4 separate regions of the Homo sapiens genome follow, and regions 2, 3 and 4 are each linked to region 1. A link is a loop called in an ENCODE intact Hi-C map of the cell type or tissue named here. Cell type or tissue: mammary epithelial cell. All regions are shown on one strand. Region 1 overlaps CLEC16A (C-type lectin domain containing 16A). Region 2 holds the start of LOC105371081 (a long non-coding RNA gene). Region 3 has its middle 55 kb from the start of SOCS1. Region 4 overlaps CLEC16A (C-type lectin domain containing 16A).

Region 1 (8,000 bases):
ATCACCCAGTTTTCATTGTTGGGCCCCCATAATGCATGACAAACTCTGACATCAGACCTAAGTTTGAATCCCTTCTCTGTGACTGTCTCTGTGCACGGGTAAGTTAACATCTCCGAGATGTTTTTGCTCATCTGCAAAATGGGAAGAATGAGCAGGATCATGTGATGGTTAATGGTCATGTAAAGCACTCAGCCTAGTGGCCGGCATGTAGTAGGGATTCAGCAGGAAGGGACCTTTATGCAATCATGTTGCTATATAAGGAGGAAAAAAACCCTACTGTGGCCTTCAGAGTTGATGATGTGATTTGTGATGGCAGAAGGGGGCAGCTTTTTACCCTCATTCATGGGTGGTTTGTGAAAATGCCCACACACCAGCTAATCTCCCCCTACTCCCAGCTCTTTGTTGCACTTTGCCATCAATGAAAAGAAAATGTTGGAGTGTCTTTTTTTTATTTGGTGTGGGAGGGCGGGGAAGGGCTGTTCTCTGGTGATGCCTTTGAACTTCCTGGTGACTGTACATTGAAGATGATCTCTTTGCTGGTTAAAAGTTAAGCTCTTCCCAGTTAGTGTGTTTAATCCCAGCAACCCAGAGGCTTACCTGATTCAAGTACATTAACGTGGTCATCTGCTTGTTACCTGGCTTATCTTTCCTCCAGCATGAGTTAACCTGTTTTGTTTTTTTCTCCCTCTAGATTATTTGCTCTCAAATAACTACGTAAATTCTATCATCGTTCATAAATTTGACTTTTCTGATGAGGAGATTATGGCCTATTATATATCGTTCCTGAAAACACTTTCGTTAAAACTCAACAACCACACTGTCCATTTCTTTTATAATGAGGTAAGTAATTGCCAGAGGGGCACGTGTGGGTGTAAAGCCACACGTGGCTTTTTTTTTTTTTTTTTACGGCAGCGCCTTATATCTGGATGGTCTTGTGTCTGTTTACAAAGCTCTTATATGCTTGTTATGATTTTCATGGCAACACTTTTGACTTTGGCATGTTTAAAAAATTTTTTTAATTAAATAAGTTACCTTTCTATTAAAAAAATGTAATTCTTTGTAGAGACAGGGTCTTACTATGTTTCCCAGGTTGGCCTTGAACTTCCGGGGCACAAGCGATCCTCCTACCTTGGCCTCCCAAAGTGTTAGGATTACAGGCATGAGCCACAGCACCTGGCCAGCCTTTCCATTGTTAATGTAAAATTCAGTTTGTTCTGAGAGCTTTATACTTGGTAGAGAGGAGACATGCCCAGATGTTGTCTTGGGGAAGTGTTGCCCTGTGGGAAAAACAGGAACTCCAGTCAGGGCTGGTTTTGTCACTTCCCTGCTGTGTCACCTTAAGGAAGTCCCAGTCCCTTTCTGAACCTCAGTTTCCTCATCTGAGAAATGGGGATAAGAATATACATCTTGTAGGGTTATTAGGGGTTAAATTAAATGAGATGATGTCTTCAAAGTGCCAGTATGTACATAGCTCCCTAAAAGCATAGACGTTGCTATTGTTGATAAGATAATGTCCCTGACATTCTTTGGGAGAATTATTAAAATGAACAACTTAAATAAATAAATTGCTCCTGTCCTCACACCTAAAAGGGGTTTGAACAATAGGGTCAATGTATCACCCACACCAAAAGGTCCAGGCACTGGTCGTGCTGGGGCTGGTTCATCCTGTGGTTCAACAGTATCAGCGAGGACCCAGGCTTTCCCATCTTGCTGCTCTGCTGACTATACAGCTGGCATCCATCCTCAGGTTCAACCCCTCATGGTCACAGGTTGGCTGCCACTGCCAAAATGCCTGATGAGATCACTTCCCTTCTTGTGTCCCTTTTTAACTTCCAAAGAAAACTTTCTCAGAAGGTTCTCACCAGCCTTCCCCTCATGTTTCCCTGCATCCCACTGAGTACTTCTTAGGTGTCAGGTGCTGGGATAAGCACAAGACCAGAAATGATCTCATTTAATCTGGAAACCATAAAGTAGATGTTATTATCCCCATGTTATAGATGTAGAAACAGAGGTTTAGAAATACTGCATTGCACAGGTTAGAAGTGGTAGAATGGGTAATGAACCCAGGTCTGACATTATCTGGACTCATTTTCTTTTTAATTATAATTTTCAAAGTAGAGATGAGGTCTCGTCACATTGCCCAGGCTGGTCTCAAAACTCCTGACCTCAAGCAATCCCCCCTCCTTGGCCTCCCAAAGTGCTGGGATTCTGGGCATGAGCCACCACTCCCAGCCAATCAATCAGTGATTACTACTACTACCACTACTACTGCTCTTTTTTCTTTTTTCTTGTTTTGAGACAGGGTCTTGCTCTGTTGCCCAGCCTGGCGTGCAGTGGCACGATCACATCTCACTGCAGCCTCCAACTCCTGGGCTCAAGCCAACCTCCCACCTCAGCCTCTCCCAAGTAGCTGGTACTATGGGTGTGCACCACCACACGGACTTGGACTCTTCTGTTTCTTCCATGGCTTTGCCTTCCTGTCCCTTTCTACATGCCCCATTGGGAATGAACCACTGACTTACGGTTCACATTGGCAACATTTTTTTTTTTTTTTTTGTCTTTTTCTGAAGTCTCTGATGGAATTCAGAGAGTTGGGGTGGGGCCAGGCCTGGCTTATGGGCTTATAATTTGTTTTCGTTATTTCTTTTGTTTTAGCACACCAATGACTTTGCCCTGTACACAGAAGCCATCAAGTTTTTCAACCACCCTGAAAGCATGGTTAGAATTGCTGTAAGAACCATAACTTTGAATGTCTATAAAGGTAAGTGTCCTCATGGGCTTGTGTCTCGGCTGATTTCTGACTTGGCAGCAAGCACTCACTCCCGTGTGTGTGCGTACAGTTCTCCGATTGTCACGAGGGAGCACATTGATGATGAGCCGTGGCAGCTTCTCTCATGAAAAACTTGGAATCCCCTAGCATTTAGCTGGCCGCTCATGGAAATCCTTGCCTTCTCCAGGCATGTCGAAGTCTTGCTCATGCTGCTACATAGAAGTAGGATGTCCTGAGAGGCACGTGTGGGATTCAGAGTGGCTATGTTTTAGAATTTGAGAAAGCAAAGTTGTCTTTTTAATGTGTCATTTAAATTTTTGTGTCTTGGCTTGTGAAATATACTTTAATACAGCTAAGGGGTAATTTGACTTTTAAGTAATATATAAAAGCATGTCACATTGTGAACAGCAGGGGGCAATGTTGTATTCCCAACAGGCTGCAAAGCCCAGCACTAACAATTCCTCCTTTCCCTCAAGATGTTCTTAATGCCCAAAACATTGCCCCAGGGAAAAAGCCATTCCCCCACTCTCCGCTGCACTGACACAAAGGCTGCCTGGCCACAAGTTTCCTGAACTGGAATTGCCCTTCCAAGGCGATGCTTGGAAGTTCTCTGCCTAATTCCTGGGTTATTTTCCCCGGAGTCACCACAGTGGAGATGGGACTATTTTCTCAGGGATGAAAGGGCTTTGACTTTCATGAGCCAAAATGTTATTACTCCCTAATGAGGGTGGGGGCTTCTCAGGGACTCACTCCAGCCTAGCACTGGGCTTACATTAAATTTAAGAACCTTTCTAAGAGCCCAACTGGACCCACCCAGGGGTCGCAAACTGAGGACCTGTGGGCCATATCCAGCCATCAGACATGTTTTAACTGGCTTAGTTTTTGAAAAAATGTGTAGTTGCCAGTATTTAAAAATTGGGAGATCTTCCATGATAATCTGGATTTGCACCTTGAAGATGTAGATTTGGCTAGTCAAGGCCCACAGTCCTGCAGTTGGGGGGGTCAGCTGGCACAGAAGCAGCTGCCCCTTTGGGGTCAAGGCCCGTGCTCCCAGGTCACACGCTGGACCTCTGGCAACTAGCCAACGTGGCAGGCTTGTAAGATTGTGACCCTGGTCCAAGCCACAGTTGGTTCTGCTGCCTCCTGCTCTGTTTTCTCCTGTCTCCTTCTAACCTTATCTCTCTGTGCAGATGCCTCCCACCCTAGTCTCTCTCCCTCTGAGCAGCTCTCTCACCTTCCCAGGTCCTAACCCTGTTAACTGTTGTCTGTTTTTTGCTTTTCCTTCAATGACGATTCCTGTGTTCCTTATTCCAGTGTCATGTAAGTTATTAACCTCTGGTTTTCTGCTTTCTTAATCTACCCTTATATGTAAATACCTTGCTTGAGAATGGTGTAATTCTCAGTGTAGTCTAGCTCAGTCTGCTACTGATAAGTAGGCTCTCCCATGCACCATTAATGTTTAGCCCAACTAATTTATTTTTAAGTATAAAATATCATAAGAACTGCCTTGATGACTATAGTTTTATGAATAAGATAAACATTTTTAAGTATTTCCAGGAAAGACAGACAATTTCAGATTATAGCAGAGGGCTTTTTCATTGTGGTTTTTGGGTTTTGCTTTGTTTTTGTTTTTTTTTTAATCTTCCCCAAGTTATTTTTGGTAGCTTGACTTTTTTTTTCTTCTGTGAATTTTCTCAGTGGATAACCAGGCCATGCTGCACTACATCCGAGATAAAACTGCTGTTCCTTACTTCTCCAATTTGGTCTGGTTCATTGGGAGCCATGTGATCGAACTCGATGACTGCGTGCAGACTGATGAGGAGTAAGTGACACCCCCAGGGCCACTCAGTAGATAGACAGGGTGGTTAGGGGAGAATTCTGTTTTCATCAAGGAAAAATAAACACAAGAACCGCACTTCCCTACCTCTGTGTAGGCAGAGCATGGACTTCCGTACTGTAAAAGGTCCTGCTCACCTATTTGTAATAATGAAATGCTGGAAACAACTCAGACGCCTCCCAGAGCAGGCGGGGTAAATCAATTCAGTACAGCCATAGATGGGGCTGCTACGCAGCTGGTGAGAAGGTCAAGGGGCTCTGTCAGCTGATGAATGCATTAACAAAATGTAGTCTGTCTGTACGATGGAATAGTGTTTGGCGATAAAAAGGAATGAAGTGCTGACACTTGGTGTGGCGTAGATGAACCTCAAAAGCATTATGCCTAGTGAAATGCCCAGAATAGGTGAATCTATAGGGGCAGAAAGTAGATTCGTGGTTTCCTAGGGCTAGGATGTTGTGTGGGGACATAGGAAGCAACTGCTAATGAGTATAGGGCTTTTTTTTCTTTTTTGAGACAGAGTATTGCTCTGTCACCCAGGCTGGAGAGCAGTGGGGTGATCATGGCTCACTGCAGCCTTGACCTCCTAGGTTTAAGCATTCCTCCTGCCTCAGCCTCCCAGGTAGCTAAGACCACCAGGCCTGTGCCACCATGCCCAGCTAATTTTTTTGATTTTTAGTAGAGATGGGGTTTCGTCATGTTGCCCAGGCCAATCTTGCATTCCTGGGCTCAAGCAATCCTCCTGTCTCGGCCTCCCAAAGTGCTAGGATTACAGGTATGAGCCATACATCCGGCCAAGTAAGGGGCTGCTTGCTTTTTTTTTTTTTTTTTTTTTTTTTTTTTTGAGACAGAGTCTTGCTCTGTCTCCCAGGCTGGAGTGCAGTGGTGCAATCTTGGCTCACTGCACCTCTGCCTCCTGGATTCAAGTGATTCTTCTGCCTCAGCCTCTGGAGTAGCTGGGATTACAGGCATGCACCACCACGCCTGGCTAATTTTTGTATTTTTAGTAGAGACAGGGTTTCACCGTGTTGGCTAGGCTAGTCTTGAACTCCTGACCTCATGATCCACCCACCTGGGCCTCCCAGAAGTGCTAGGATTACAGGTGTGAGCCACTGTACCCAGCCATAAGGTGCTTTTTTTTGCAGGGGGGATAACAGTGTTCTAAAATTGACTGTGATCATGGTCAGGCAACTATGTGACTCTACCAAAAACCATTACATTGTGTACTTTAAATAATTGAATGTTATGGAATGTGAATTATACTTCAATAAATCTCTTTTAAAAAACAGATTAGGATGGTGGTTTTGTCCTCAAAGGGATGATTAGAAGTTCCAGAGCAGGATTTCTTTCCCTTGGCTCTATTGACCTCTTGAACTGGGCACCATTGTTGGGGGGGCTGTCCTGTGCGTTGTAGGATTTTTAGCAACATCGCCAGCCTCTCTACCTGCTAGATGCCAGTAGCACCCCTCCCCAGTCGTACCAACCAAAAATGTCCCCAGACATTGCCAAATGTCCCCTTTAAGGCAAATTCACCCTCACTTGAGAACCACTGCTCCAGGGTGACAGCTTTGCCCAGGCCTAGTGAGAGGTGCACCTAGATGGGGTCAGGATGCTAAAGGGACCAGGGCAGACCCATTGGAGCAATTGGGAAAGCTAGAAGCCTTATGGATTTAAACAGTCATGGATGCGAGACATAATGAGACACTTAACTATAGAAAGAACAAAGTTATACAAGCAAGGAAATGAAATCATAGTCCTCTATTTGGCTCCACAGGGAATGTTATGACATCAACCCCAATTACTGATAACTACTTGTGGGGAAGGGGCAGAGAGAATGGAAGAGTTCTGTCATAACAGGAGGTCAATAGATAATACCTAAAATGGCTCAATTGCAAAATAGGAGTCCATGCAGATTTTCTAGAAATATGGGAGGAACTATCTGCAGAAACAAGTAACTGCCTCTGGACAGTGAGGAGAAGTAGAGGAGGGCTGGGTGCGGTGGCTCACACCTGTAATCCCAGCACTTTGGGAGGCTGAGGCGGGCAGATCACTTGAGGCCAGGAGTTGAAGACCAGCCTGGCCCCATCTCTACTAAAAATACAAAAATTAGCCAGACATGGTAGTGCACCCCTGTAATCCCAGCTACCAGGGAGGTCAAGGCAAGAGAATTGCTTGAACCTAGGAGGTGGAGGTTGCAGTGAGCTGAGATCGCACCACTGCACTCCAGCCTGGGTGACAGAGCAAGACACTGTCTCAAAGAAAAGAAAAAAACAGTGGAGGAGGCGAGTCTGGGCCAGGAGCTGCTCTTTTTCATTATCAGCTTATCAATGCTATTTGAGTTTTAAACCTAGCTGCATATATTACTTTGATATTTTTTAAACCAAAGTATTAAAAAGTGAGGCACTTTAAATATACCATTAGAGAAAATGTTCCAAAGTATCTTATTAAGTGGGAGAAAAGTGCAAAACATTGTGCATAAATGTTCTAGGTCTCAGGCGCACGGTGGGTTCATAGACATTCATTATACTGTTAGGCTTTACAACATGTATTTGCTGTAAATATTTACCAAATATCTTTTTTCTTTTCTTTTTTGAGATGGAGTCTTGCTCTGTCACCCAGGCTGGAGTGCAATAGTGCAATCTTGGCTCACTGCAACCCAATCTCCCAGATTCAAGTGATTCTTGTGCCTCGGCCTCCTGAATAGCTGGGACTACAGGTGCATGCCACCACCCCTGGCTAATTTTTTTTTTAATATTTTTAGTAGAGACGGGTTTCACCATGTTGGCCAGGCTGGTCTCGAACTCCTGACCTAAAGCAATCTGCCTGCCTTGGCCTCCCAAAGTGCTGGGATTACAGACATGAGCCACTGCACCCAGCTGAAATATCTTGTTGAAGTATAAGAAATAATTGGCTGGGCATAGTGGTTCATGCCTGTAATCCTACCACTTTGGGAGGCCGAGGCAGAAGGATCACTTGAGTCCAGGAGTTTGAGACCAGCGTGGGCAACATGGTGAGACCCCTCCACCCTCTATGAAAAATTTTTAAAAATAGTTGGGCATTGTAGCAGGTGCCTGTAATCTGAGATGCTTTGGAGGCTGAGGTGGGAGGATCCCTTGAACCTGGGAGGTTGAGGCTGTAATGAGCTGTGCTCATGCCACAGCACTCCAGCCTAGGTAACAAAACAAGACCCTATCTCAAAAAATAATAATAAATAAATAAAAGGAATAATTATCCAGAATTATGTAAAAGAAGCAGAATTGATCTTGTTTTTACTTTTTTTTTTTCAAGTATATACAGTTAGACGGATAGAAATGTGACATCTATATTTTAGATGTGACTACTACTAGGAGAGGTAAAAATGTAGAAAAAACAGACATTAGGGTTATAAGTCCCAAA
Region 2 (8,000 bases), 160 kb after region 1:
ATCCCTCGGCTAAATTTCTGTCACCAAGCGAGCAAGATGTGTGTCCAAGGACCATGTACCCAGGTGACAGATTTAGGTTGGTTGCATATCAACTGAATTTCACCACCCTCCTCCTACTCAGAGTTTTACAGAAGCCACAGAGTAGTGACACGGGGAGCCGGGCAGTGGAGGGAGATTCGGTCATCAGAAACCTGGCCCAGGTTGGCCTCTGATACTGTGACATGTCACCATTGCCATCAAGGGCCCGTGGGTGCTGGGGCGTGACCACTTCCCACCCTCCACAATGGTGCCCCTCCCCATAGGCCGCACAGCGCATGGAGTCCTTGCTTCTGCCTAGATAATAATTCACAAGGAAGAAAACAACTCTGGCTGCTGCCTCGGGGTGGCTGCCAGACAAGGGTGTTTTATTAGGACACATCTTCCGATTTTATCTGCGGGCCCAGGTAATTGTCATAGAGCAGTTTGTCTCCCCTTTAGAAGCTATAAACGATTGTATTTGATGAAAATATGCCTTTCATTTCCTTGGATGAGATATTAAAGTAGTGTATAAATCAGGGCTAATAGGTGACTAGCCACTTTGGTGTATTTTTCTTCTTCCATTTGGCTCAGAAAAAAAAAATCACAAGTTCTATTTATTGGCTGGTTTTATGTTGATGGCTCTCACCCTCACAGAATGTTCAGCTTCACGAGGGATTGTGCGTGCGCCTGGCCAAGGAGGGGGGTCAGTGGCGGCCAGTATGTGGGGGTGGGCAGGCATGGCCAGGCCTAGACTCTAGCCTGAGCACTCTGTGGCTTTGAGTGCCATGTTGCTGTGGTTAGTGCCTCATGGACCTGGCCCATGGCAACAGCTGCTTCTAGAGATAGAATCTGTCATGATGGGCAGGGTGTCCAAAACTCGCCTGCAAGGCCACCCTTTCCATAAACTCCAAGTGGACCAGCAGACCCCAGAGCAGAAGCTGTTCCCCAGAAATGACCCAGGGGTGTCAGGGGCTACGGCCTCCCAGAACAGCCTTGCTCCTCACTCTGGGCTCCTACTGGCCCAGAGGCTGCTTCAGGAGGCCGCAGGGAACCAGAGCTGCTTACAGGTGTTACCCTGGTGGGTTGGTGGGTGTGGGAAGGGCTGGCAGAGCACACAGCTCAGAGGAGCAGCCAGGCAGGTTGACATCTCCTGGCCCTTGCAGATGAGGGCTTAGTGACATGACAAAAAAGTGACCTGTTCCCACCTGGTTTACCATCAACCGCTCCCCACCAGCCTGTTAACTCCGGGACAGGGACTTCTCTGCCTCTTCTGCTGCTCTCTCCTTAAAACCCACCAGCCCCTCCTGTCACCAGCCCCTCTCTGTGGCCCATGGTCCCATGCAGTCTGGCCCCTGCCCTCTTCTGGGATCAGCTCCCAGCCCTCTCTCCCCTCGGCTCTCTGCAGATGACACAATCCAGCCCTTCAGCCGCACTGGCTGGCTGGCTGTGCCTCACCAGGGCCAAGTGCGTCCCATTTCAGGGCCTCTGTTTTCGTGCTTCCCTCCGCCTGGAGCCCTCTGCATGGCTGGTTCCTTCTCAGCACTCAGGGCTCTGCTCCGATACCTCAAAAAGGGGCCTTCCCTGAGTGCCCAGGTCACCCTAGTTCTCTGCACGGCAGCTTGTTTTTAATTGAGGTGAAATTTAACACAACATAAAACTAACCACTTGAAAGTGAACAATTCAGTGGCATTTAGAACCTTCCCAAGATTGTGCCATCATCCTCTCCTCTAGTTCCAAAACATTTCCATCCCCTCAAAAGAAAACCCCATAGCCATTAAGTAGTCATCGCCCACCCACCCCCCCCGCCCCCGCCCCCATCCAGCCCCTGGCATCCACTAATCTGCTTTCTGTCTCTATAGATTTACGTAGTCTGGGTATTTCATATCAATCATACAATCCATGGCCTTTCATGCCTGGCTTCTTTCAGTTTGCATCATGTTTTCAAGGTGCATCTATCCTTCTTTTAGCTGAATAATATGCATTATATGGATAGACGTTGTTTTGCTTCCACCTTCATCCATCAATGCACATTTGGGCTGTGTCTGCCTTTTGGCTATTGTTGAATGGGTTGCTGCGAACATTCGTGCACAAGCTTTTGTTTGAACGCCTGTTTTGTTTTCAGTTATTTCTGGTATATACCTAGGAGTAAAAAGTAGGTCATGTGACAATCTAACTTTCTGAGGAATTGCCAGACCGTTTTCCCATGGTCTTCATAGTCCTTAGCTTTAGCTGAAATTGCCTCTTGTATTCCTTGTTCTCTGACACTATCCTGCACTAGAATGGAAGGCACTTGGCCAGGGGGTGGGTACAGGGTTGTGGGGAACCTCGTTTGTCTTGTCCTTGACAGTGCTCATGGATGCCTATGAAGTAGTTGCTCAGTGAATACCGATGTGTGGGCGGATGGATGCATTGGTGGATGGGAGGCTGGGGGACAGAGGATGGGGCTGGAGGAATTGTTCAGTCTTGTTTTCCCAACAGACTGTAAACCCCTAAGGCCAGGGTATTTCTGTCTTATTCAGGTCTGGTACCCTGTGCCAGTTGGTGGTGGTTTGGGTGTGAGCTGGCAAGTTGGACTTCATCCCTTAAGGGCTAAGCTGGACTTTATTCACTTCCTGTCCCAGCTTCCTACTGGGTTTGGGGCTCCAGCTGTCTTGTGGTAGATATTTAACTCCCCTGTATCACCTGAGGTCAGGAGTTCGAGACCAGCCTGGCCGACATGGCGAAACCTCGTCTCTACTAAAAGTACAAAAATTATCCCAGTGTGGTGGCGGGCACCTGTAGTCCCAGCTACTCGGGAGGCTGAGGCAGGAGAATCACTTGAACCCGGGAGGTGGAGGTTGCAGTGAGCTGAGATCTTGCCATTGCACTCTAGCCTGGGTGACAGAGTGAGACTCTGTCTCAAAAAAAAAAAAAAATTTTTTTTTTGACTCTCCTGAGTATCTGGGCCATGCCTTGCTTTTCACCGGTGTTATCTTTATCAAAGGCACCTAAACCGGCAGGGTCAGTCACGTGACCCAGAGCACTTAATAGTTCCGTGGAAAAGCCTCGCCGGTTCCAGAGGCAGCCCTTGGCAGCTGAGTAACTTAGGAAGAATGCAGAAATGACAGTGTGCTATGAGCCAGCTGAGCTGACCGCAAAGCCTCTGACCGCCATCCAAAAAGGCAAAAAGAAAATTGATGTTTCATTCATAGACATCAGTTCAGACCTCCCCTGAGAATAACGTCCTAGGTGCTAATGTCATCTCATGGTGGCATTTTCCAGGAACTAATTTTTTAGTCCTCTTATTTTTCTTGTTTCTGATTATAAAACTGGAGCCAGTTCTCTCCTTGTAGCTCCCCAAGGCAAAAAATACCCTTTCTGGAGTCACACAGGAAGAAGGACCTGGGGCTTCCTCCAGCTTCTCCAGCCCGGTCTTAACCCTTTCCCAGCCTTCAGCTCACTGCTTAGAGACTTGGGCCAGCAGGTTAGTGAGGCGGGTCCGTGAGTTATGGAAATTTGATTCCTACCCTCAGGCCTTTTATAAAGCAAAATTTATTGAGCTGCTAAGCACTTTATGCATTATTCTTGTTCGAGCTTCCCAATAGCCCTCAGAAGGAAGATGTTACCATTTTCCCTTTCAGCAGGTCAGAAAGTGGCCTACCCAAGGTCACACCAGATACCCTCCCTCCAGCGTCAGACCCTGAGTCCCACCACCATGCTGAACCAACTTTTAATTCATAGCTAATGTGAATTCCCCTTTTCTGATTTTTTTTTTTTTTTTTTTTTTGAAAGAAGGGCCTAACAGCAGCCACCTAAGGCCTCACTGGTACCAGGCAAAACTACGTTGTCGGCTCCAACTCTAAGCATATTTTAGACAGAAAAATTTGTATCTATTTCTGGAAGTGTGAGCTATAATTTGGAAGAATTAACCATGTTGGGCACTTTATATGCACAAATTCTATCCTCCCGACCACCCTGGAAGCTGGTATCACTTGCTCTGCCTCACAGATAGGAAACTGAGGCTCAAAGCAAGACTGCAGAGCTCACATGAGATAGGCTGAGATCTGTACCTCCCCTTCCTGCCTCTAAATCCCATTTGCTTCAAGGCTGGCATTGGTGCAGGTTGAATATTCCTTATCCAAGATGCTTGGGACCATGAGTGTTTTGAATTTTGGATTTGGGGGAATTTTGGAATATTTGCATTATACTTACTTACTGGTTTAGCTTCACTAATCTAAAAATCCGAAATCTGAAATGCTCCGATGTGTGTTTCCTTTGAGTGTCATGTCGACACTCAAAAAGTTTTGGATTTTGGATTTTCAGATTTGGATTGCTCAACCTGCAATGACTGAGCTACTTCGCATGGCAGCTCTGCCTGTCTCAGAATGTCAGAGATCAGTAGGATAGGCCCTCCTTAGAGAGGGGCCTCAAGGGATGCCCCTGGTCTAGACAGAATGTTCCCTACTCCCCTCTTCCGTCATCCACCCTGGCATAGGCCCACATCCTCGTGCCCCAAGACCCACTTCCAGTGTTTCAAGGACAAACCTGCAAAGCAGCAATCCAGAAAGATGCTCCGTCCTGAGACCACCACTTCCAAACCAGGCTAGCGGTGCAGGGCTCGTTCCTGCACAGGTTTGTCCCTGGTGTGCATGAACAAAAAGCAGAAGGATGACTTCAAAATCCTGCCTGAACAAAAGCAGCAGGATTTGAGCCCCTTTCAAAGCTTTCTGGCAATTGCCTCTAAGAGATCAGCCTTCAAGTGGTGGGGCAGGGGTGTGGGGAACAGATCCTACTCAAAAATCAGCCCTGAGCTGAGTCCAAGGGGTCTCCTGTTTGCCAAGCCTCTTTTCAGGGCTCCAGAGCAGCTGTGGAGAGAGAGAGCCTCAGGGAATCTGGAGCTGGGCTCACACAGCCAGAGAAGGAACCGCGTTCCCGGATCCGGGCCTGCAAGGTTTCCCCACTCACAACATGCCCCCCAAAGACACTTTCCCAATAGACACAGTAGCACTTGTCATGGGGAGCCCTCTCTCGCTAAATATGGACACAGTAGGCAGGGCCAGCCATCTTGCCCAGATGCTTTTCTGGGAGGTGGAGGGAGGGGAAGAAGAGAGTTCCAAAGAACTGAGTGTTGCTTCACTCTTTGGGGTCATTACCTAACTCATACTGCCAAAGCGACTGTATGCCCGGGAGCCTTCTGGTCATAAGAGTGTGTCAGATGGCAGGGAACACTCCCTGGTTGCTAATAGAGAAGCCCGTGCAGTAGGTGGGGGGAGAGAACAAACCCCATATGCAATCTGCCATTTGACCTGGGCCATGCCTTAGAATGTTCTGTAGGCTCGGGTGGGCCCGCAGCAGGGCAGCCATGCCGGCAGCACAGCACAGGCCAGTGTCAGTGGCAGAGCGGGTGGCTTGGCCACACACCCCGTGTGCTCACCAGCACGGGCCTGGCCCCACACGTAGGATAGAGCTCTCCAGCCTCATCCTCCAGCCTCCTAGTCAAGCACATCTAGTGCATAACAGAAAAGACTGGAAGACACCAAGAAAAGATCGAACTTACCAAATCTTCCCACCCCAGGGTGTCCATGATCAATCCCAGCATCCTTTTTTTCATTGTTTTTCCTGTTCATTCACAATGGGGTTTCTTTTCCCAGCAGCAGAGTATTTGCCCAGGTGAGAAGCAGCAGAATGAAAGCACCCAGCACAAGCCAAAGAGTATGGGCCCAAGTCCCAGCCTTCCACCTCCACGGGAAAATTGTTAGGTGGCCTTGACCCATTTGGTTCACCTTGTTGGATCTCAGTTTATTCATATAAGAAACAGGGATGATGCTCGACAATGTGAGTGGACTTAAGAACTGAACTGTACTCTTACTAATGGCTCAGATGGTAGATTCTGTTATGTGTACCACAACCGAAAAACAAAAAATGGGATACAAGTGTCACCTCATTAGGCTCTTGTGACATAAAATGAGTTCATTCACCTAAGTGCCCAGAACAATGCCTGACCCATATAAAACGTGCAGCAAAGGTTAACTGCTCTTGCCATTTTGTTGTTGTTGTTGTTGTTGTTGTTGTTAGTTAAGGGCTGAGCCTTGGGACCCCAGAAAATAGGTTCCTTTTCTACACATTAATCAATTAGCACGAACAAAATTACGAATGCAGTAGTCCTTCTGCTGTCAATTACAAAGACATGCTGCAGTGGCACAGAGTTGCTCTTTCACAAAGACTTTCCCTGGGCGTTGGTAAAACACCGGGGTGTAATAGAGCAGGCAGAATTTTCCTCCTCACACAGAAGAGATCCTGTAATCTGCCTGAGGCCCCACAGCTCTCAGAGGCTGAGCCAGGGCTGGAGAAGAGCACAAATTGGGCCTCCAGCCCAGCACACATCCTGTCCCCTGGGGTGCTGACTGCCATCATTGGCACTGCGCCCATCTGAGCCAGGCAGTCCCCCGGAGCCTCACAACAGCTCTGGGAAGCTAGTGTCATTCCTCAGTGCCCAGTGTTACCAGCTCACAAGTGGCCAGCCAGGGCTCCCTGGTTTCCACTCCGTGAACCGCCATGCCCTCCGTTCTGAAGCATATTCAGAGGCAGAACACCTGGAAATCAGGTGAGCTTTGGGAACCCCACATATTCTTGCTGTATTCTACTCCATCGTGTGAACCAAGAGTACAGAAGTCATCAGAGAGCATGACTTGCATCTGTGTCTCAAGTCTGTATCTAAAGGAAAAGTCCATAAAATCACCCAAGGAAACATCCTAAGCCTTTTCTGTTGGTGTTTTTTTTCTTTGCTTCTGAATCATTTGTTTTATCAACCGCAAGTTCTCATTAACAGACAAGTGATAGGAGATGCCAAGGTGTGAAGGCCCCTTTATGGCAGAAAACCGAGAAACGAAAAATTCCTAGCCCTTAATTCTGTATGTAAGTTGATAAAAGTCCATCTTGATTTGATTTTTGCCTTAAAATCTCTCTGACTAGCTCAAAGACAATCCCCTGGAACAAGGTTTGGGAACCACTTCCCAAGAATTAGAGTGCCTTTGGGATCCAAGAAAATGAAATGCCAGCTGGGCGTGGTGGCTCACACCTTTAATCCCAGCACTTTGGGAGGCCGAGGCGAGTGGATCACCTGAGGTCAGGAGTTCCAGACTAGCTGGGTGACAGAGCGAGACTCCATCTAAAAAAAAAAAAAAAAAAAAAAAAGTGAAATGCCAACATGGTGAAATCCCATCTCTACTAAAAATACAAAAAGTAGCCGGGCGTGGTGGTGTGTGCCTGTAGTCCCAGCTACTCAGGAGGCTGAGGCAGGAGAATTGCTTGGACCTGGCAGGTGGAGGTTGCAGTGAACCAAGGTCGCACCACTGCACTCCAGCCTGGGTAACAGAGCGAGACTCCCTCTCAAAAAAAAGGGAAATGCAAATAAGCAGTATTGCCGAGTGCACAGTTGGTGGGAAGGAGAGTTAGTTCGTGAGGACCCACTAAGAATGGGAAAAACCAACTGAATCAAAAGGCAGAGATGCAGCAATAATGGTGCCTCAGAGACAGGCAGAAGCCATTTGATTTTCCACGTGGCCGTTTCCTTCATGCTGCTGATGGCCTCTTCAAAGCACGGCAGCTCCTGGGGGCCAGGGTACGGGACCGCCTGGTGGAGAAGAATTGGGGTAGGGAAAGAATTGGCATTTTTTAAAGGAACTTTTACAATTCCAAGGAAGTGACATGACAAACATGTTGACGAGGGTCAGGAAAAGGAAGGTTGGCTGAGCAAGCGTTTACTAAGGCCCTTGATGAATCAAATAAACACTGCACAGGGCTTACAGAGAAGCCTGGGGTCAGGGGGAGGGACTGTGAGCAAGTCTTGCCAGCTAGTGGGCTCTGTGGTGCTTCTGGCTTGGCACATGCAAAGGTGTGGCTGCAGGGTAGGGATGAACAGAGAGCTGGGAAGCTCAGCAGGGCCCGATAGCAAAGCGCTTTGTGAGCTTGCCCCATGGTTCGAATTTTATCCTAGAAGCAGC
Region 3 (8,000 bases), 230 kb after region 1:
GCCGGTCTCGAACTCCTGACCGCGGGTGATCCACCCATCTCAGCCTCCCAAATTGCTGATATTACAGGTGTGAGCCACCGCGCTTGGCCAAAGATCATTTTAATACCAGGTAGGGAGTGTGGGAAGTGCCCGTTCTGGGGAGGTGAAGAAAGGAAGACAGCAGCCCTGGCTGGACCCTGAGTGTGTGGGCTGTGAAAGCCCACAGAGGATGGGAGTGGGCAGGTGCAGTGGAAATCAGACGAGCCTGTGAGCTGCTTCTTGTTGGGACTGGGAGCGACCCGTGAACACACAGGCTAAGAGTGGGCCTGAGACTGTGCCCACCCAGTACCCACTGCCTATAAGAGGTGCGTAGAAAAGGCCGGAAGTCCCCCTGCACCCAGGTCCTGGGAATCCCAGAACCAGCGAGAGGCCTAGGTGTCTGTGTGTCTTGGTTAGGGCAGCCTAGGTTGTGCTGCAGAGTCAAGCCTCAACTCACAGTGGCTCAGCACAGCCGGGCTGTGGTTCTGGACCCACCACGTGTCCCGCATGGGGTGGCAGGGACCGAGCCCATTATAGTCACTCAGGTTCCCAGGCTGATGGAGGCCTCACGCTCTTACAATGCTGCCGCCTCAACATGAGGTTTCAGGGCTTCCCACAGTGGAAGGAGCCTGGAGAGAGCCACCAGCTCTGAAATGACAGCCCAGGAAGACACAGGTTGCTTCTGCTCACATTTCACTCCGTGAAGCAAGGCCCAGGACCCCACTGACCTGCAAGGGGGCACACGCCCAGGAGGAGAGAACTGAACACCTTGGGGGATCTAGCAATGTCTCCCACACTCCAGAAGGCCCCAAACCCGAGAACCATGCTGCCCAGAATGAATGCCACAGTGGGACCAGCCACAGCCAGACAGATTCCACTCCAGGACACCCAAGGCCAGGCACAGCCCCAGAGCCAACCAGAGGCTCAGAAGACCCCTCTCCCATTAGGACGCCACCCCTAGGGAAAGGGATGGGGTGGGAAGAAAACAAAAACAGGAGTCCTGAATCAAAAGAGTGAGCCCAGAAAGAGACTATGCGAGAGCATAGAGACCTTTAAGTGACAAGAGGAGGGTCCCGGCCATCAGCAGGAATGGGCGTCGGGAGAGAAGAGAAACAAGCTGCCCTGCACAGCCCCACGCCAGTGGGCCCTGCTCCATGCATTTCCCACCCATCAGCTCCTTCTGCCCTCCGACCCTAGGAGCAGGCTCTGTTGTTCCCCCATTTCACAAAGAACCCAAGACCCAGGCAGGTTAGCGTAAGAATATGCCAAGGCAGGCAGATCGCTTGAGTCCAGAAGTTTGAGACCAGCCTGGGCAAAACCCCCATCTCCACAAAAAGTACCAAAATTCGCCAGGCAGGGTGGCGTGTGCCTGTATTCTCAGCTACTGAACAGGCTGAGGTGGGAGGATTGCTTAAGCCCAGGAGTTAGAGGCTGCAGTGAGTTGTGATCGCACTGCTACACTCCAGCCTGGGCAACAGAGCACGACCCTGTCTTTTTTTAAAAAAGGAAAGAAGGAAGGAAGGAAAGAAGGAAGGGAGGAAGGGAGGAAGGGAGGAAGGGAAGGGAGGGAAGGAACGAAGGAGGGAGGGAAGGAAAAAGGAAAGGGGAGGGGAGGGAAGGGGAGGGGAAAAAGGAGAGGAGAGGGACCAAGTGCTTTTCCTACAGTTTCTGTCTCTCCCACTGTGCCCCATGAAGTGGGTGCTATCATTGGCTTAATTGTACAGATGGTGAAACCGAGGGTCAGAGAGAGAAAGCAAACTGCCCGAGATCCCAGAGATGCTTAGGACTCAGGTCCCCCTGACCTCACAGCTCAGGCTCTCAATCGCTGACCCTCCATCCTCACTGCCAAAACCTGGATGCCTGCACAGCCTGGGCATACAGAGGAGCTCCACGACAGGGTCCCCTGTGGGCTTAGGGAGTGCTGAGGCCAGGCATGGAGCCCTTTGTCTGGCCGGGGGACAGACTGTGACGAGCAGGACCCTGCCCACTTCTGTGAAGGGAACCTCTAGGGAGCTTATTCCTAGAAGGAAGGGCCACACCCAGTATTGACTTGCCATTCACAGGTGCCAGTGACCGGGTGTGTCTCACCACGTGTCTGCTTCTGGGGAAGGGAGGGAGTGGTTAGGCAGACTCAGGCAGTGGCTCCTGTGTGTCCCAACCCCCTCGGCTACAGCAGACAGCTTGGGGACTGGCACCCAGGGGGATGGACTGAGCAGGAGGCCTGGATTCTGAGTCTCCTTTCCCCCCGCGCCACCCTGCATCAGACAGGGCTCCTCTGCCCCTCCTCGACATCACCACCTTCTCCATGCCTCAGTTTCCTCATCCACACCTCGGACACAGTAATGCTTCCTTCCTGGCATTAAGCAAGTGAAATGATGAAGTCATGTGTGGGGCCTCTAGGGCTCCAAGGAGCCAGGTTTTGATCCTGAGGGCAGTGGGAAGCCATGGTGAGGTTTCCAGGGAGCTAGTTAATACAGGATCAATGAAACTGATTTTAAAATATCTATTGATAAGCCCCCACTGGGTCTGGTGCCTCATGCCTGTAATCCCAGCACTTTGGGAGACCAAGTTGGGAGGATGGCTCAATTCCAGGAGTTTAAGAAGAGCCTGGGCAACATAACGAGACCCCATCTCTATCCAAAAAAACAAAAAAATTAGCCAGGCATGGTGGCACGCACCTGTGGTCCCAGCTACTCAGGAGGCTGAAGCAGAAGGGTCACTTGAGCCCAGGAGGTTGAGGCTGCAGTGAGCTGTGATTGTGCCACTGTACTCCAGCCTGGACAACAGAGCAAGACCCTGTCTCTAAAAATTAAATAAATAATTGCAATTTATTTATTTATTTATTTATTTTATTTTATTTTATTTTTGAGATGGAGTCTCACTTTGTCACCAATCTTGCTTCACCACAATCTCCGCCTCCCAGGTTTAAGCATTTCTCTGCCTGAGCCTCCCGAGTAGCTGGGATTACAGGTACGTGCCACCACACCCGGCAAATGTGTGTATTTTTAATAGAGACAGGGTTTCACCATCTTGGCCAGGCTGGTCTTGAACTCCTGACCTCATGATCCACCTGCCTTGGCCTCCCAAAGTGCCGGGATTACAGGCGTGAGCCACCACTCCCGGCCACAAATGTTTTTAAAAAGCTCAAAAGAGACCAGGCACAGTGGCTCACGCCTGTAATCCCGGCACTTTGGGAGGCTGAGGCAGGCGGATCACCTGAGGTCAGGAGTTCAAAACCAGCCTGGCCATCATGGCAAAACCCCATCTCTACTAAAAATACAAAAAATTAGCCAGGCACAGTGGTGCACATCTGTAATCCCAGCTACTCGAGAGGCTGAAGTACAAGAATCCCTTTGAGCCTAGGAGGCGGAGATTGCAGTGAGCCGAGATCACGCCACTGCACTCCAACCTGGGTGACAGAGCGAGACTCTGTCTCAAAAATAAAAAAAGTGAAAAATAAAAAGCTCAAAGAAAAGCAAATTCAGGGGTCACTAATAAAAATGGAACTCAAGGTGGAAGGGTGGGGTGGGGAAGGGGAAAGGGACTCAGACTGGCCTTGATCCCTGGTCATGACTTTCGTGGGAGCAGGAACAGAAACCCCAGTATGAAGGCAGGACCCTGAAGGGCTTCCCCCATCCCATGGGAAGGTACATCACCCTCTGCCCAGCCTAGGAACAGCCCGAGATTGGATAGCGGGAAGTCTAAGAAATTGAAAGTCTGAGCCTGGGAGTGTGGGGGTGGGGCAGGGCAGGGGAGACTGAGGTCTGGGTTGATTCTACTCTGGGTTGCTGGAATCTCATGCCGGGAATTCAGTGTGAATGCAGGTCCCCAGCTGGTGAAATCCCTGGAGTATTACTCAAACTCAACGCATCCCTTTTGGGAAACGTCTCGTCCTGAGGGGTGTGGGAGCCCAAACGTGCACAGGCACACGCAGCAAATCTCCCCGCTGAAGATGAGCTCACAATAAAGCTTAGAAACCACCAGAAAAATCCACCACACGGGAGAATCCACAGACAGAGCATCAGGCACAGCAGGTCCATCTGGGTGGTCTGTGCTGGAGTGGCTTATAGATCTGATGTCAATATGAAATCGCAGCTCTGTGGCTGCAAAACCCCCTTCCCGTTTACACCCCCAAATCCTCAGTCACCACCGCTTCTCACAAATGCCTCATGGGAGCATGAGTTTTGTTTTGAGGGATACAGGGAAGAACTGACATTTCTGCTGGGGTCCACGGGATTGAGGAGCAGAGGGAGCCCATGTGCAGAGGTGGGACTATAGGAAATCCGGTCCAGTTCCGTACATTTGGGAGACTGGGGCTGGAGAGGCTGTGAGGATGTGAGTCCTTGGAAATTAGAGATCTGCAGGGGAAGGCTTGGCTTTCCACAGGGGATGGAACTCAGGTTTGGGGGCTCTTACTTAGCCTAAAGAGACACTCGACTCTCCCAGGGTCAAGGGGAGGAAGCCTGTGCTGGACCCAGGTGGTGAGCTGAGGTCCCTGCTCTCGTGGGGTGAGGCTGGCCTGGGTAACTTTTACCTGGCCACGTGGCTACAGGAACACAGAAGGGGAGGCACAGCTTTGGGGGACGGTGACTTTTTTTTCTAGAGACAGCAGCAGGTCTGGATTTGAATCCGGACTCCACAGGGCGTTACTGAGTTTTCCCATGCCTCAGTTTTCCTCTCCATGTAATGGGGGTAATAATAGCTCTTCCTCCAGGGCACTGAGAGGACTGAATGAGAAAACCCACTTGACAAGGCAGCTGGCCCAGAGGACAGGCTGGGCGAATGGTCATGGAGTTTATTACTAATGAATGAAGGGCCGGACCCACAGATGAGTCACACAAGTGAGCCACTGATCGATCTGATAACAATGAATGGACAAATGAAAGAAATGAATCAATGAATGAAATGCTCAGGGCCTGCCTCCCAGCACCACAGAGAGGGGACCTGGCCCTGGGGAGGGGAAGGAGGGCAGGAGAGGCCCACCCCCTGAGTCAGCTTCCAGCAGCTCCAGCTCAGAAAAAGTTCAGCGGCCAGGTGACGGACACATGGCGCACACCTGTGACGCCCCCCTTAATCACTCCCCCACATCGTGCCAAGGGGATCGAAGGATTCCCCTGAGTCATCTTCCTGCAGGCCAGCCTGCAGCTCCTGCAGCTCCCGGTTCCTCCCCCTGGCCCGGCAGAGGGTGATTAAGGGCTTTTTGGGGGAAATGACAGTTAAAAGACTCAGCAAGGAGTGTCCAGCCTGGCGAGTCAGGGGCTGTGGGCAGGACTCAGGAAGGGCCCCCTGGCCCCTTCCTGGCCTCAGAGGGAGCCTCGTCCGAGTGGCAGGGCTTGCTGATCCTTGAAGTGGGAGAGGGATAGCCCCATCCACCACAATAAGTAATAGGAATGACAATGAAAAGTTTGTTGGGCCAAATTCTGTGCCCAGGGCTGCTCGTTTGTTTCTTCATTTAGTCCTCAGCTCCCTACCGAAGGCAGCCGTCTGCTGAAACCATAAGAAATTGCTGATTGCCTGTCTGATCTTGACCCACAAAAATGGCAATCTCATGTGTCATTCGATCTAATAGTCCCATTATTCCTATTTTGCAGAAAATCACGGCTCAGAGAGGCTGAGCAGCCTGCAAAGGAGAGCCAGGGATGCTGCCACCCAAGCCTGGGAGAGCCTTGGGGTGCCCAGGCTTGGGGCTGAGGGAGGCTCCTGGTCTGGGAACAGAAGTGCCCAGGGGACACTAGAGCAGAGCTAGGCTGCACCTGCCCCCTGGGGGAAGGGAGGTGGGGCCAACACTGGGGACGCAGGGCTCCCTCCTGGCGATCCCCAGGCTGGGGGAATTTGGTGCTGGGGATTTTGAGCAGTTAGAGGCTGGGTAGGGGCTTTCTTGCCTTCTGGCTGGGGCCCCGTGGGAGTGGGGGAGTTGGGGCTGCATCCATCTGTCCATCCATCCAGGGAGTCTCTCCAGTGGTGGCCGTCACTGGGGCCGTCTGCAGAGCCTCTCTGGGGCATTAATTTAACATGCAAAGGGGAACCCAGGGAGAGGGCAGTGCTGAACCCAGAGGGAGGGGGTGGGTGATGGTGGCATTTTGGGCAGACTTCAGTATGGTTTTCTCCCCAGAGAGTGTCTTTCTAGAACGTCTTTCTAGACTCCTGGGACACTGGTGTAATTGGCCTGTGAGGCCAACCAGCCCCAGATGTTTCTGGGAATTTGGAGACCTGCCCCCTGCAAGGGACTCAGATGCTTTCCGTGGAAGGGGCCAGGGAGGGGAAGAGGCACCAAGGTCTCACTGAACCGTCGTGGTCACTCTGAACATTCATGCCACTTGGCATGAGCCCTTCACTCTCCAGACTGTAAAATCAATACCTGGCCCAAATAGCAACAACAAAGAGCAACAATACCCCTTACCCCATCCACGTGGCACCTCCTGTCTGTCTCCAGGGCGCTGCGCTTCATTAAGCACCACACACCCAAGAGCTCAAGGGAGTCTCATGACTAGGCATCTGCAGGGGCTCCTCTGTTTCTCATCTTTCAGGAAACCAAGGAAAAACAGAGAGGTTGAGTAACTTGTCCAGAGTCACACAGCTCTAAGAAGTAGAGTCACCTACTCCAGAGGCCAAGGCAGGAGGATCAGTTGAGCCCAGGAGTTCGAGGTCAGCCTGGGCAACATAGTGAGACCCCCATCTCTTTAAACACAAAAAAGTGGAGTCAGAAACCAAACCGAAGGACTCTGGACCCTTGTACTCTTGGCTGCACACATCTTACCCTCCTGAAGAAATGTTTGCTGAGATTACAGACTTGGTTAAATTCATGACAGTCCATCTATGCCATGGGGCCATTAAAATAGTGATTTGGAGGCCAGGCGAGGTGGCTCACACCTGTAATCCCAGCACTTTGGGAGGCTAAGGCAGGCAGATCATCTGAGGTCAGGATTTCAAGACCAGCATGGCCAACATGGTGAAACCCTGTCTCTGCTAAACACACAAAAATTAGGCGGGCATAGGCCGGGCGCGGTGGCTCACGCCTGTAATCCCAGAACTTTGGGATGCTGAGGTGGGCGGACCACAAGGTCAGGAGATTGAGACCATCCTGGCTAACACGGTGAAACCCCATCTCTACTAAAAATACAAAAAATTAGCCCAGCGTGGTGGCAGGCACCTGTGGTCCCAGCTACTGGGGAGGCTGAGGCAGGAGAATGGCGTGAACTCGGGAGGTAGAGCTTGCAGTGAGCTGAGACTGCACCACTGCACTCCAGCCTGGGCGACAGAGCAAGACCCCATCTCAAAAAAAAAAAAAAACAGGCGTGGTGGTACATGCCTGTAATCCCAGCTACTGAGGAGGCTGAGGCAGGAGGATCGCTTGAACCCGGGAGACAGAGGTTGCAGTGAGCCACCACTGCACTCCAGCCTGGGCGACAGAATGAGACTCCATCTCAAAATAAAATAAATAAAATAAAATGGTGATTTGGAGTATTGCTTCCCTGGGAAAATGCTCATGGTATGTGTATCCTTAGAGGAAAAAGCAAGTTGTAAGAGTTTGGAAACCATAACCCCATTTTGTTCATTCAAAAATTATTTGCATAGAAAAATGACCAGAAAACAGTTACAAATTACAATGTTGGCAACGATGATGCTGAGGAGGAAGAGCAGGGGCCCATGGAGAAGGACAGGGTCCATACCACCAGGTATGTGCCACCACTTTTTCCTGTGATGCCAGGAAAGGGGGCATCCCCATTGCTAGGGGTCTGAAGACCTGGAGTGAGAGAGAGAATGGCTGTGCCCATGACTGGAGGCTCAGGGCTCTGAGAGGTGGAGTCAGGGGTCTGTGGGGGAGGCAGTGGGTGATCCCTCAACCACGTGGCTTGTCCTTCCCACGCCTGCAGAGAAACATTGGTCACCCTGCCTTTGCCCCAGCTGGCTGCTTTCCTGGGATGTGACCTTTCACGTTGGTGGCCAAACCTGTCCATCCTTGACACTAGCTCAGACATCCC
Region 4 (8,000 bases), 210 kb after region 1:
ACACGGCTGACACGCTGAGCGTCGAATCGCTGACCCTTGTCCCCCCAGTTGACCCCCACAGCCTCCGCAGCCTCACCGGCATGCCCCCGCTGTCCACGCCGGCTGCCGCCTGCACAGAGCCCGTGGGCGAAGAGGCTGCATGTGCTGAGCCTGTGGGCACCGCTGAGGACTGAGTCAGTGCCGGGGCCTCCCTTTGTGTGTGTGGCCCCGCTGGTAGGGACCCCAGTGCCGCTGACTGGCAAGACACACTGGGAGCACCCACCATTCTGTGCGGCCCCCAGCAGCCATCTCAACCACCTATCCCTGCGCTCCCTTGAATGGGAAGAAGCCCCACGTTGTCCTTGAATTCCTTTTTCACTTTGCATCTCTTCACGTGCAGGCTGGGACCAGCGGAGACACCGCGGCGAATGCAGATGACTGCACCGGCCACTCAGGGAGCTGCCTGGGCTCCGTGTCTCTGAGCCCCGGGTGGCAGGACCCACCGGCACCTCTTTCTTCCTCTGTCATATGGCTCCTCTGTCACCAGCCCCAGTGTGCACAGAAGAATTGGACCAGGTCACTGTACGTAGAAATTTGTAGAAAAGCAGACTTAGATAAACATCTCCTTTGGATATTTATTTCCGCTTTTGGCAGCAGGTGAACATTTATTTTTAAAACTTCTATTTAAAAGAAGTCCAAAAACATCAACACTAAGGTTTGATGTCATGTGAAAAGTGTAATAATAACAGTTAAGATTTCATGATCATTTTCACTGGACCTTTCCTGATATTTTGTTTCAGAGTTCTTAGTGTGGCTTTTTCCATTTATTTAAGTGATTCTTTGTTACTCACTAACTCTGCAAGCCTGTGGAATAATGAAGTACCTTCCTGGAAAGTTTGGATTATTTTTTAAACAAAAACAAGGGAGATACATGTATTCTCAGGTACACACAGAGCTGAGAGGGCTGAATGGTTTTCTGCTATAGCAGCCGAGAGGCCTCCCATCATGGAAAGATTTCTCCAGGAAAAGGAGGAATGTAGCCAGCTCCCCACTCAGGACGCTTCCTCATTTCTCTTCACCAAAACCAAACAGAGACAGCTTCCAGCACCTTCTTCAGTGTTACCATCTCTAAGAAGGAACCAGTTGGGACCGTGAAGACTCCCGACCCTGTGGCCATGATGGAAATCAAAGGAAGACACCCTCTACGTCACCTGCCCTCGACTGTGTGTGCCCACATGTGCCGAGAGATGGCCCAGAGCCAGTTCCCCTCCAGCTGCAAGGGCATGGTGTCCCCAGAGCTCTGAGTCTGTCACTCTCCCTCTGCTACTGCTGCTGATCTGAATATGGAAACCCCATGGTTCCCTTCCCCATTCGGACTGGGTGTGTACAAGCAAGGACCCAGATGCATCAGACACAGCCCCCAAGATGTTCCTTTCTACTCGGCCAGCTCGGGAGCCAGACACAGCACTCACAGCCCAGGCCGTGATCCACCCTCCCCAAGTCCACCAGGGCCAGCGGCCCCTCACCTCTCTGGTCACTGGTGAGACCTTCCACAACTTTCCTCCAGACCTGCCAGCAGATGTGCCCACCAGGGGCATTAGGTATCCGCCGGAGCCTGGCCATAGGGTAGTCTCGGGAGCCGCGCTGAGATCTTTTGCCACCTGCATTTTAGAAGAACATGGTCTCTGTCTCCTCGGCCCAGCCAGCTGTCCCGGCAAGGCCTGCCGAGGGCAGTTTTCAACCTCATGAAGGAAACACAGTCCTGCCAAGGAGGGGGAGTGGCGCCCATGGGGACAGGCCTCAGTCCTTAGAAGCCCTCTGGGTAGCTGTGCCCACCCAGCCTTCATGGCTGCAGGTACAAGGACCTTTGCTTCCATAGAGAAAACGCACAGCTCAGAAAGGGGGCCACATGGGCAGAAACCCAAAGGAAGGACAAACCACGACCACCGTGGCCATCTGCAGAATCCCTGGAAGAGAAGGAAGGCAGGGTGGAGCGGGGGGAAGACCATCATGGAGAGAAGGACCACAGCATCAGGAGACGGGACACGCCACACCCAGCAGGCAGCCTGTGTGTTGCTTAATTTTTTAAGAGCAAGAGGGGTAGAGAGGATCAAGCTGGCCCTGGCTGGAGATGGCTAGCCCCTGAGACATGCACTTCTGGTTTTGAAATGACTCTGTCTGTGGGGCAGCAGAAACTAGAGAAGGCAAGTGGCTGCCCCACCCCAAGGCGTGACCAGGAGGAACAGCCTGCAGCTCACTCCATGCCACACGGGTGGGCCACCAGCCTGCTGTCAGAAGTCTCTGGGCTCCAACTGGTCTTGTAACCACTGAGCACTGAAGGAGAGAGGTCTTGGTCAGGGCTGGACAGCATGCCCGGGAGGACCAGCAGAGGATTAAAGGTGACTGGGAGGACCAGCGGAGGATAAAAGACACTGCTCAGGGCAGGGCTTCTACCCTGCATCCCTGGCCAAGAAAAGGGCAGTCCCCATGTGGGCTTGCAGGGTCACTCTCAGGGGCCTCTTTCAGCTGGGGCTGGCAACTTGCGTCTGGGGGACACCTCCAGGTGTGTGGGGTGAGGATTTCCTATAACCAGGGCTCCCAGAAGCTTTGCTTATGTAAGGAGGTCTGGGAGCCAGCCCATTGGAGGCCACCAGCCATTTTGGCTTCAAAGGACCCCACCTCACCCAGGTCTCAGCGGCAGTGGGCACAGCTATGTCTTCAGGAGCTCCCGTCAAACCTCATAGCTGGGGCGCTCCCAGACAGGCCAGTCCAGACAGGACACGCTGGGCCCCTGGCATCCAGAGGAAGAGCCAGGAGTGTGGGAAGGCCCACAGTGGGGGCTGTGGCTTCTGACACTCAGGTCATAGCCTCAGAGGTCTGAGGTCAGCCCCCACAGACCCATCCGGCCCGCCCCCCAAGTCCCTGCAGAGAGCACTTAGAGTTATGGCCCAGGCCCTGGTCCACCCTTCCCCTGTGCACCTCCGGCTGGGTTTGCCAAGTCAGGGAGCAGGGCTGGCCGCAGGAACTCCCAAACCTTGGCTTTGAATATTGTTGTGGAGGTGTGCTCGTCCCTTTCTGGACGTGCAAGGTACCTGTCCCAGCAGGTCAGATGGGGCCAGCTGAGGCGCTCCCCCAGGCAGGAAGGGCCAGCCTTCACCATCGCGTGGGATTGGGAGGAGGGGCCTCCGTGAGCAGCCCCTCCTCTGCCGCTGTCCCAGCCCAGTCCCTCTCCCGGAGCCTTGGCAGCCTCCCACAACCCAGACACTTGCGTTCACAAGCAACCTAAGGGGCAGGTGAAGAAGCGCAGCCCTGCCAGACGCGCTAGATTCCTCTAAGGTCTCTGAGATGCACCGTTTTTTAAAAAGGCGTGGGGTGAACTGATTTTGATCTTCTTGTCTAGATGCAATAAATAAATCTGAAGCATTTAATGTAGTCATCTTGACATTGGGCCTACACTGTACGAGTTCCTTATGTTTCCTTGAGCTAAAAATATGTAAATAATTTTTGTCCCAGTGAGAACCGAGGGTTAGAAAACCTCGATGCCTCTGAGCCTCGGGACCGCTCTAGGGAAGTACCTGCTTTCGCCAGCATGACTCATGCTTCGTGGGTACTGAACACGAGGGTGGAAATGAAAACTGGAACTTCCTTGTAAATTTAAACTTGGCAATAAAAGAGAAAAAAAGTTACCAAGAATGTAGCGTGCTGCTCCTGGGGGCTGTGGCAGGAGGCCGTGGCCTGGCACAGGGGAAGGTTCCCAGCCAATGACCCCTCATCCCGGCGCAGCTGCTTGGCAGGGGTGTGGTGGCTGGAGCCCCTCCCTCTCCCTCCTCCCCGCACCAGGTTCCCTCCCATCCCCAGGTTCCTAAGAGGTTGTCGGGGCTCATACAACCCGGGAATAACTGCTAAGGGGCAGTTGGCACCATCAGGAAATGTCCCCGCCCTACCCCTGCCGGGTACAGGGAGCGTGGTCCACATTCTGCATCTTTTCCCTGTTGGGCAGGTGGCTGCCCATCCAAGCCTCAGGCTCTGCATCTGTGGATTTGGACAGCCAAGCCCTACCTCGCAGGACAAGCGTAGCGAGCAGCGTCATTGTTGCCAGGCTGGGCCGAGGGAAGCAGGAAGGCTCCCCACCGAGGACAGAGGTGAAGTGCGGGGGTGGACATGACTCGGAAACACCAACGTCCACCAGCGTGAAACCCTGAAATCCCTGGAAACAGGATCACAGGTTCTCAAAATCTCACCATCCAGCTTAAACCCTACCCAGAAATGGCAGGGAACTTCTGGGTCTTGAGAGGATAACCAAGTTGAGTCGAGAAAGAATGAACAAGGGACCCCCTTCCCCCACCGCATGCCAAGGGTTGGGGTTATGCCAACAGAAGGAGGAAGCCACTGCCCAGGGCAGAGCTGCCCTCCCATGCCCCCGCCTCACCCGGGTCTCAGGCCTCGTGGGCATTTACATGTCTGAGACCCGCTGGGTGACAGCTCCTCCCTCCTTGCATTCCCAGCCCAGGTTCAAACCCAGGGGTCGCCTGGGGCTGGTTGAGAGGCTGGGGCCACTTCTCTGGTGCCCCCAGAGCATGTCTGTATATCCCCTGCTCTGCGGTTGGAAGTGGCCTGCGTATACCGGCTGCTGTCAGTGTTTTCCCCAGGGCCTCGGGAGGGTTCCCCTCGGTAGCCATGAAGCGAAGCCTCGCAGGGTCCAGTGATTATGCCCAACAGGCCCAGAGCGTCCTGACTCTAGCCGGAGGGCGGGGCCAGCAAGGGCAGGTGGTAGTGACCTGCCTGCGGGTGACCTCTAGGGGAAGACCGATTGCCGGCCAGCCAGCTGCTGGAAACCCCCTTCCCCCACGTCCTACTGCTCTGTGGCACTTCATGGCGTTGGGAAAAAACCCTTAACGTCTAAAGAGCTTTTCTCCAAAGGAAAGTTGGTTCTGAATCACCCATGGGGTGAAGGGGCTTCCTGGGGATTCACTTAAGGCTGCCCGATGGGCAGTGTGAAGCTTCCCTTCCCTCCACAGGCCCCGGGGCTGCTGGCCCTGCTCCAGCCCTGGGTCTACCTGCCCCACTTAGAGACCAGCCACCTGGGCTCCCAGGCCGTGCGCCTGCCTTGGGGCCCAGCCTGCTCTGCAGGTCCCTGCAGTCCTGACACTGCCTGGCTCAGTCTGACTTCCTCCCAGAGGGCAGCACGTGCCCCCTGAACACATGCCTGCCGCCTGCCTGTCACCTCCACTGACGCTTCCTTGCCCTTTTTTTTTTTTTTTTTTTTTTGAGACGGGGTCTTGCTATGTTGCTCAGGCCGGAGTGCACTGGTGTGGTCCCAGCTCGCTGCAGCCTACATCTCCCAGACTCAAGCAAACCTCCCAACTCAGTCTCCTGAGTAGCTGGGCCTACAGGCAAGTGCCACCACACCTGGCTTTGCTTCCTTGACTCTTGGTTTGCCCTTTAAATTCAATTTTTTTAAGAGGAAGACTTTTCGCTGGAAACAGAAAACCAGCACCACTGCAGCATTCATTTCCTAGGGCCGCCATGACAAATGATCACAAACAGGGCAGCTTAAAACAGTAGATATTTACTCTCCCACAGTTCTGCAGGCCAGTCTAAAATCAAGTTGCCAGCAGGGCTGCTCCTCCTGGAGGCTTAGAGGGAGAAGCTGCCTCCTGCCTCTCTCCCAGCTCCGGTGGCTCCGGCACTTGGCGTTCCTCGCCCCATGAGTGAATCACTCCAGTCCCTGCCTCTCCCCACAGCACCTTCTTCCCCGTGTCTGTGTCAAATCCCCCTCTCCTTTCTCTTGAAAGGACAGCAGTCATTGGATTTAGGGCCCGCCCTGATCGACGGTGGTCTTAACTCAAGATCCTTCATTTCCTCTGCAAAAACCCTATTTCCAAATAACGTCACATTCACAGGGACCAGATTCAGGACATGGACACCTTTTTAGAAGGGCTCACCATTCAACCCATTACCCTTGCCAGAAATTAAAGATATAAAAACAAATGCAGCACAAGCAAATCCATATCATTAAATTTTTAGCCAGGTCCTAGCACCTGCCACAGGCTCTGGGCCCAGCCTTGCCTGTGCCATTAATAGGGGAGGCCTATTGGCGCCTAACCAAGATTTTCTCAGTGATAGGATCAGAAGAGCTAAAACGCCGGGCATGGTGGCTCATGCCTATAACCCCAGCACTTTGGGAGGCTAAGGTGGGCAGATCACTTGAAGTCAGGAGTTCGACACCAGCCTGGCCAACACGGTGAAACCCCGTCTCTACTAAAAATACAAAAATTAACCAGGCCTGTGGTCCCAGCTACTCAGGAGGCTGAAACAGGAAAATCGCTTGAACCCAGGAGGTGGAGGTTGCAGTGAGCTGAGATTGCACCATTGCACACCAGCTTGGGCAACAGAGTGAGACCCTGTCTCAAAAAAAAAAAAAAAAAAAATGCTGACAGAAGAAAAGAACCAGCTCACTCTGGGACTAGGGTATTTAAGTCTGAGTCCTTGTACCCCTAAATGTCATCCCAGATCAGAGATGCCACTATGACACACACATATCACAGTGTGTTGCGAACTGTGGAATTCTTTTTTTTTTTTTTTTGGAGACAGGGTCAAGCTCTGTCACCAAGGCTGGAGAGCAGTGGGGCGGTCATAGTTTACTGCAGCTTCAACCTCCTGGACTCAGACGATCCTCCTTCCTCAGCCTCCCAGAGAGCTGGGACCACAGGCACATGCTGCCGCTCCTGGTTAATTTATTAATTTTTTCATTGCGAGAAGGTCTCACTTGTGCAGGCTGATCTCAAACTTCTAGGCTCAAACAGTCCTCCTGCCTCAGCCTCCCAAAGCACTAAGACAAGAGGCGTGAGTCACAGCGCCCAGCCTTGCAATTCTTATTTCAGTTCTCCCTCTCCAATAGACTCACCCACAGGCAACGACTGTGTTTTATTTTCACCTGTTCTGTGGGAGCTGGGTGCAGGCTCTGGCCCATGAGCTCTCTGTGCATGTATGTTGGATGGATGGATGGACTGATGGATGGAGTCATTCTTGGATACAGTTCCAGATTCTTAAAGCCTGAATTCCATTCAGTTCTCCATGCCCATGGCCCTAACTTTCAGCCTCTCCCTATGTGTGCTCACTCTGGTGTCTTCCAGGCCTTACCAGGGCCAGCCAAAGATCTTCAGGAGAATTTGCCCGGGCCAGGTTGCCAAGGGTAGGAGTGTTTGAGGGCTTTCCTCTGCCACCATCAGAAATTCTGTGTCCCCCAACCCTCCACAGGTATCTGAGCTGAGACCGAGCTGCTGCTGGTATCTCAGTGATGAGCGAGACCTCAAGCAGGGTGGAGTAGGTGGCAGTGCAGGCTTTGGAGTTGCTGACGAGGTTCAAGTCCCTGCACCAATGCTCCCCATCCCTGTGGCCTTGAGTACATGGTGAAACCGCATGAGGCTCAATTTCCTCATCTGTAAAATGGGAACCTTTCTGGCAGTGTCCTTGCTTGTGTAGATGAAGTGGGGGCAGGTAAATCAAGCACCTGTACCCAGCCTGGCACATGCAATTTCAGCCAGGGGGTCTCACCAGCGGCCCAGCCAGAAAAACAGGCTTCAGCCCAGGCCCAGGCCCCCTCAGTTACATGTACCCCCTGAGGTACAAAGCCAGCACCTGTGGGGTACAGCTGAGCCCTGGAATTTTTTAAGGTCCCCAGCTGATCCTCAGAGGCAGCTGTGATGATTCAGTTTATGTGTCAGCCTGACTGGGCTAAGGGGTGCCCAGATAGCGGCATGACATGATTTCCAAGTGTGACTGGGAGGGTGTTTCTGCAAGAAAGTAGAATTTGCAGTAGGGTGAGGTGGCTCATGCCTGTAATCCCAGCACTTTGGGAGGCTGTGGTGGGTGGATCACTTGAGGTCGGGAGTTCGAGACCAACCTGACCAACACGGTGAAATCCTGTCTCTACCGAAAATACAAAAATTAGCTGGGCGTGGTGGTGGGCACCTGTAGTCCCAGCTACTCAGGAGGCTGAGACATGAGAATCGCTTGAA

The links. Hi-C counts contacts between places; a loop is a spot of excess contacts. Peaks named below come from ENCODE experiments on the same cell type or tissue, not always from the same donor. Only the 100,000 strongest peaks of a DNase experiment are listed, where the experiment ranks them.
Region 2: a loop joins it to region 1, with 5 times the contacts of the local background. A loop is called at or near these places in 9 of 110 quality-filtered maps.
Region 3: a loop joins it to region 1, with 8 times the contacts of the local background. A loop is called at or near these places in 3 of 110 quality-filtered maps.
Region 4: a loop joins it to region 1, with 4 times the contacts of the local background. A loop is called at or near these places in 3 of 110 quality-filtered maps.

What each region holds. Positions count from the first base shown.
Region 1 is chr16:10,968,470-10,976,469 of GRCh38, forward strand. It overlaps CLEC16A (C-type lectin domain containing 16A), which reads left to right. Exons shown (of 24, transcript NM_015226.3): 4 at 692-840; 5 at 2,656-2,761; 6 at 4,085-4,090; 7 at 4,469-4,592. Among named protein-coding and RNA genes, the nearest start is that of CLEC16A, 28 kb to the left of the region's middle. RefSeq lists silencers at 3,063-3,357, 3,681-3,858. In mammary epithelial cell, a CTCF peak has its summit at 3,194 (motif pointing right); a DNase peak (open chromatin) is centred at 3,262.
Region 2 is chr16:11,130,421-11,138,420 of GRCh38, forward strand. All of the region lies in intron 22 of CLEC16A (C-type lectin domain containing 16A), which reads left to right. It overlaps LOC105371081 (a long non-coding RNA gene), which reads right to left and starts at 4,630. Exons shown (of 2, transcript XR_001752081.2): 1 at 4,543-4,630. In mammary epithelial cell, no CTCF peak of the experiment used is centred here; DNase peaks (open chromatin) are centred at 3,091 and 5,181; H3K27ac peaks cover 565 bases.
Region 3 is chr16:11,196,938-11,204,937 of GRCh38, forward strand. No RefSeq gene overlaps it. Among named protein-coding and RNA genes, the nearest start is that of SOCS1, 55 kb to the right of the region's middle. RefSeq lists enhancers at 4-513, 514-1,022, 2,059-2,559, 4,327-5,526, 5,519-6,315 and 1 more. In mammary epithelial cell, no CTCF peak of the experiment used is centred here; DNase peaks (open chromatin) are centred at 2,114 and 4,904; H3K27ac peaks cover 1,913 bases.
Region 4 is chr16:11,178,518-11,186,517 of GRCh38, forward strand. It overlaps CLEC16A (C-type lectin domain containing 16A), which reads left to right. Exons shown (of 24, transcript NM_015226.3): 24 at 1-3,669. The coding sequence ends at 173. Among named protein-coding and RNA genes, the nearest start is that of SOCS1, 74 kb to the right of the region's middle. RefSeq lists enhancers at 2,191-2,350, 3,107-3,992, 3,993-4,879, 4,845-4,974. In mammary epithelial cell, no CTCF peak of the experiment used is centred here; a DNase peak (open chromatin) is centred at 3,124; H3K27ac peaks cover 477 bases.